2 separate regions of the Mus musculus genome follow, and region 1 is linked to region 2. The links are chromatin loops, found by intact Hi-C in ENCODE. Cell type or tissue: heart. All regions are shown on one strand. Links, peaks and the distances in the headings refer to the core of each region. The heading gives the core; the rest is flanking DNA. Region 1 has its middle 120 kb from the start of Gm32728. Region 2 has its middle 130 kb from the start of Gm39235.

Region 1 (2,910 bases), core at 225-2,724, 59 kb after region 2:
TGGTTTTCACTCAATCTGGGGTTTCTCACAAAACTCTAATGCTAAAGAGCCCACACTACAAACAGCAGCTAGCTTTCCTTTAGGGGACCAGCAAATTGGTGTAGGCCTCTCCCAGGAGCCAGGTGCTGTTTTCCCTTAGGAAACAAAGAAAGCAATTGGCCTGGCCAAGAGACCAGCCCTCAGAAGGACAACCCTGCCTCCTGCCCCCCAAACCCAGCCTGGACAGTCAGCCCATGGCCTCTGGATCTGTCCATAGCCCCTCCCCTCATCTCTGCACCTTAGACAGAGAGACCCAACCCATATCCTTCCCGCACATCCCAGAGCCCACTCCCACCCCTTGCTGGAGAAGCTGCCTGGCCCTGCCTTTTCTTCTTCGTCATCATAAAACTCCTGCCTTTATTTTTATTCTTTAATAAGGTTACTGCAGGACCGAGGGAGGTAGAATCTAGCCCAAGGCTGCATCTGCCCTTCATTTAAAACTACCCGGACTCCCACAAGGCTGGAAAGCAAGTCTCTGCGCTCCTCGTTTATAGTCTTCCTTAGATCCAAATCCAGAGCTATTTTTTCCAACAGATAATGGCAGCCTGGAGCCCATTTGCCTCCAGAAAGGGTCCCTCTTGCATAAAAAGCAAAACTCACCTGCAGCCTGCTAGACACCCCCACTCCTCCCACCCTACCCCAGGATCTCCTGACTGCACACCCGAAACTGACCCAGACCTTTGAAGAAACCTTTTTTCTCTTCCTGGAAGCATCTGGAATCCTGCCCCTGCTCCAAATTCCTTCTTCATCCACAGTTCCAAATCATCAGATTGACATGCAGTTTTGGATTCCAGAACGTGTCTTTTTTTTTGTTTCCCACTAAAAGCATGTGGTGGGGAGAGTTTATTGGTATTGTTGGTTACACTGGGTTGTTTGACTAAGAACATTTGAACAGAGGCAGGCAGTGTAGGTGTGTTGGGGAGCCCTGTCATTACAGAGAAACGGAAAAACAAAGGGAGAACCTCCCTGCTCAGCCCCTTATAAGGAGAACCTCTCCTAAGCCAACAGACTTCTGTTGTCCTTAATTCATCAGGCTGGGCCCAGACCCCCAAGGCCAGGCCTGTCTGCCTGAGAGGCAGAGCTAAAAACAGCTTCAGCCTCAGAGAGGGGCCAGCTCCCGTGTCTAATTGTTCTGCTCTCTTCAAGTCCTCCCTGTGTGTGCTCCCTCTGCAGGCAGCTTGGAGAGTGAAGACTCACTTTGATTTGGAGCTGGGGAGGAAAAGAAGGCTCTTTTGCAGGTGTGTAGTCAGAATCGCCCAGGCAACAGAGGGGAAGAAAATGCCTCTCGGCAGGCTGCTAGCACAGGTGTGCCTCCATTTTCCTGGGCACACACAGAGCTCGAGAGGAGTTGGGGTGTGCGGGGGAGGGACACAGACTTGTGAAGAAGTTTTGTGGCAAAGCAGAATGGGGTGCTTTTAATCCATCCCAGGACCAGGGAGCCTCGTAGCTGTGATCTCTTATCGGAAAAAAAAAAAAAAAAACTACAAATGGTGGATGGCTTAGCTTGACCCTTGTGTATATATTATTACCTGAGCCAGGATGGGAGCGAGGGAGGGAGAAAGGAAGTCGTGCCCATTTGGCTGAATGTTGCAAAGACATTCATTCATTTCTGCATTCCTTCAGCCTGCATTTATTATTGATAATAATAGCTACCATTTAGTGGCTGTTGCAGTAGAGCAGGTGCTTGCTAAGCACTTTAACTTACGGTACACAGCTCAGGTCTCACGGCTTCCCTGTGAGACAGACCTTATCATCTGCATTTTATTGATTTAAAAAAAAAAGAAATACAAAACTTTCTCATCAAGAGACAGACAGTTGCCCACAAAGCCCATCGCTTGTTAAGTGCAAGGATTCAGAGCCAGACCTAACCTCTTCCAAAGTTCTTACCTGCCAGGGCTTCCTCATCCCCTGTACAGGTCTCCATGCCTGGCCTTGGGCTGAGTGTTAGAATAAACCTTTGGTGCACAAGGTGTTTTTGAAACGACATCTTAAAGGTCCACCTAGAGGTTTTGCCATGAGAGGCAACAAAAAATGCTGGGTTCCACTCTGACTCTGTGTAGCAAGATGCCTGCTAGGCAGGATAAGCTTTCCCACCGAGACATGGAATACACTATTAGCAAAGATGACCCAGTTCTCCGGTCTACTGATAGCTGTATTACCTCCATCTCTTTGGTGTTTGCAGGGGGAGGCTTTCTTCCCCACTCCTGGATTCAACCCACTCTTGTGACTTGGTTTAGACATCAGAATGCAGTTGAAGATTTGAGCCTATTACTCATCTGTTTGCTTAAGTTCAGAAGCCACAGGGAATTGTACTCAGAAGTAGACTCAGTCCCCCATGCCCTTGGACCCACACGAGTACAAGCCCCTAAGCCAAAAAAACATTTCTGGACCCTGGCATCTTTGCCACCTTTTTCTCTGCTGGCTATCACTTTAAAGAAAGAAGATCGCGCAGACTGGGAGAAAGGATTGGTCAGTGGAAGCTGGAACCTGAATGCACAGATGCAGACCTGTATCCTGGCGCTTGGGAAGCTGAGCTACACAGCAAGATGCTGTCTCCAAAAGAAATAAAATAAAATAAAATAAAATAAAATAAAATAAAATAAAATAAAATAAAAGCCAGTGGATCCGGTGTGGAGGCAAGACAATGATGCCACGAGTTGGGTGCCCAGGTGCCTGTAAAGCTCAGTTGCTTCCAGCTGTACACATCTGGTCAGTCAGCTCGCTATTGAATCCATCCTGTGTTTGTTGGTGTCCTCTTGAGAAGCACGCCCCTGGGAGATGATACACACCCTCTTCCTCATCCATATTTTTTATCTTCCATAATTTCAGTTACCACTTCCAACTGCAACAAACACAGTCTAAAAATATTTA
Region 2 (2,910 bases), core at 322-2,821:
TTTGGGGACTAGAGAAGTGTCTCAGCTGTTAACATGGCTTAGCCCTACTGCAGAGGACCTGGCTTCAGTTCCCAGAAACCACAAGTCAGCTCACAGCTAAACATGTAATTCCCATTCCAGTGGACCCAAGGTCCTTTCATGACCTCTTGGAGCTCTTGTACACACATGGTATGCATACATACATTCAGCAATAAATACATAAACTAAAGTAAATAAATAAGTTCTAAAGAAGTATACCTCTTAAGGCTAAGGCAATGGTTCAGCCAGTAAAGGTATTTGCTGCCAACTCTGACTATAGGAGTTCAATTCCAGTGACCCAGTGATGGGCAAAGAGAACCAACTCCTGTGAGTTGTCTGCTGGCCTACACACTCATGCACACATACACAGACACAGGAACACATGCACACTCACAAACACACAATAAATAAACAAAATAAATAAATAAATGTGATTAAAACAGGTTGAGAATAAAAGAACACCTTACAGATGCTGGAATCTCATCCAGGGGCTCAGCTTATAAGAGACTCACGGGTACCAAGACCCAGCATCGCCACCATCTCTCTCATGCCTGGAAGTGGAAGTGTGCTCACTAAGAACACTTAAGGTAACTCATATCAATCAATCAATCAATCAATATCTCTCTCTCTCCCTCCCTCCCTCCCTCTCTCCCCACCCCAACCATCTCTTTCTTTGTTACTGACTTTCATGCCTTTCAACTGTGCACAAGGTGCACTCTCACTGTCTTGCATTACCAGGACCCCATGACTAGCACTAAAATATTGTAAGTCTATTCTGGTCTAGTGCTTTGGCCAGTCCCAAACATTCCATCTAAGCTATAGACTATTTTATTTGAAAGAATAGACATCGGCAAACATTTGGTAAACCTAATCCATTTCATTTCATACTTTGGGCTGCCTTGTTCGGTGAACAGTTTTGGAGGACTTAGAGAATCTTATTTTACAACAGATGCTCAGGCAAGAGGGACTATAGTGACAATTGTACCTTAGAGTCTAGCACTCACAATGGACAGCCGCCAGCCCCCATGTCCCTCTGGGCTCCTCTACATGACAGAGCCCATAGCCAAATCATGGGGAAGGTGTGTTATTACCAAAGAAGACTGACCAGCGGGGGCTTCCCCTGTCAAGAGGAGCCAAGCAGGGGCAGAGACCGCTGTGGAGCTGCTTCCACCCGGTCACACTGGTGGACTCTCCCACTCCGCTCACACTACATTCTACATCCTATTAAGCCAGTTGCAGGGCCACTGGGAAAGCCTGGGCAGGTGTTAAATTATCTTTCGTCACTGAGCAGGTGTCTGAAATGTGCTGCAAAAGAGCATGTCACACGTCCCCCCAAAGCAGGAGACTCTGCCAGGGATTTACTGTGAGCACAGGGATCGGGAGACTATATCACTTTTGACTTAGAAATGACTGGGATCAAGGACCCGGCTTTCTAAGCATGACAGGATGATAAAAATATTCTCTGACAACACGTCCATGTAAGATACAAGAGGCTGAGGCGAGCTTTGAGGCCAGAAGAATGAATGTCAGCCACGCCTGCATCTAAAAACTGCTTCTCACACAATAGCGTGCCCGGGCTAGCTTTAAAGGTTAAGGAATGCAGTTTTTTTTAAAGCAATAATGATTTCAAATGTTATCTGGAATCAATCACATCTATTCTCTGGGTGTTTAAGTGCTGGGTGGAAGAAGAAACACAGACAAAAAGAATGTAAAGTTTGAGATCATTGAATTATTTCCCTCAAACCTACACTAGGTGTCCGTCATGGACCAGTTCCTGTGTTTACCCCGGAGAAGCAGAATGAGGTTGGTAGAGCTCCTGGTTCCAGGGAGCCACATTCTAATGGAGCTGGACAATTAAACAAAACTGTAAAGCTGGGTAGCAAGGGCAATCACTGAGCAAGGAGAGCCGGAGGAAGCAAAGACAATTGAGCCATAACCTATGCCTGGTAACATTGATGTAGAAGAAAATGCGGGCAGGACCTGGCAGCTAGCCTACCTGGCACACTGCTGCTAAACAAGAAGCTTTGTGTACCATGCCCCAGAAGTCAAAACACTGAATTCTGAAGTGCTGTGAGTAGCCTGTAGCTGCCCTGCAGACCAGTCTGCGCTCTTCAAGTTTTCTGTAATGTGCTTCTTCCGCATAGAGACCCTGATTGTCTGATTGTTCATAATCCAATCTGAGGTAACGCGCTAATCAATCACAGTCGATAGGCTTCCACTATATAAGTGGTGGCTCATAAGCAATAAAGCAGATGCTGGTCCCTGAAACCCTCTCTGGAGTGGTCTTATCTCCCTGCCCTTCAATGATGCACAGGGCATCGCTGTCTTGTCAGGACACACCTCCGGTAAAGAGGGCACCTTGAGCTGCTTCATAGGGTAAGAAGGACTCATCCAGGAAGGCAATGTGTAAGGAAAGATACTCTGGGTACAGGTGGCTGCAGAGTAGATGGTGGACAACCCAACCCCATAAAACACAGTAGGGGAAAAGGCCAAGTGCATAGCCAGTCAGCATCATGGAAACACCTAGTATCAGAGCCTCAACTGTGCCCACTGGCTAAGAAGGAATAAGGAAATGTTACCTGGGAGGGTAACGGGGTTTACACAGTAGGTTGGTCCAATGAGAGCAACATCTGGGTGGCATTCAGAGAGTAAACATTGGCATTAATCCCTTGTGGAATGCTGATGCCCTTCAGTCACATCTACAGCTAGTTCCAAGACACCTCAAGAGGTGTTCAACCATTTCCCTGCTTATACTGCTACAACAAAATAACAAGGGCTGCTTGCCTTACAAATAACACATTTTTCATAATTACAAAGACTGAGAAGCCCAAGATAAAGTTCCAGGAAATTCAGTATTGGGAGAGTCATCATCTGTAATCTCATGTGATGTAA

Evidence for each region. Peaks named below come from ENCODE experiments on the same cell type or tissue, not always from the same donor. Only the 100,000 strongest peaks of a DNase experiment are listed, where the experiment ranks them.
Region 1: it touches region 2 in a loop (10-fold over the local background); 4 of 42 quality-filtered maps call a loop at or near these places.

Annotation. Positions count from the first base shown.
Region 1 is chr8:103,913,289-103,916,198 of GRCm38, forward strand. No RefSeq gene overlaps it. Among named protein-coding and RNA genes, the nearest start is that of Gm32728, 120 kb to the right of the region's middle. In heart, for the core only: a CTCF peak has its summit at 1,208 (motif pointing left); no DNase peak of the experiment used is centred there; H3K27ac peaks cover 1,216 bases.
Region 2 is chr8:103,854,043-103,856,952 of GRCm38, forward strand. No RefSeq gene overlaps it. Among named protein-coding and RNA genes, the nearest start is that of Gm39235, 130 kb to the left of the region's middle. In heart, for the core only: a CTCF peak has its summit at 1,772; no DNase peak of the experiment used is centred there; H3K27ac peaks cover 340 bases.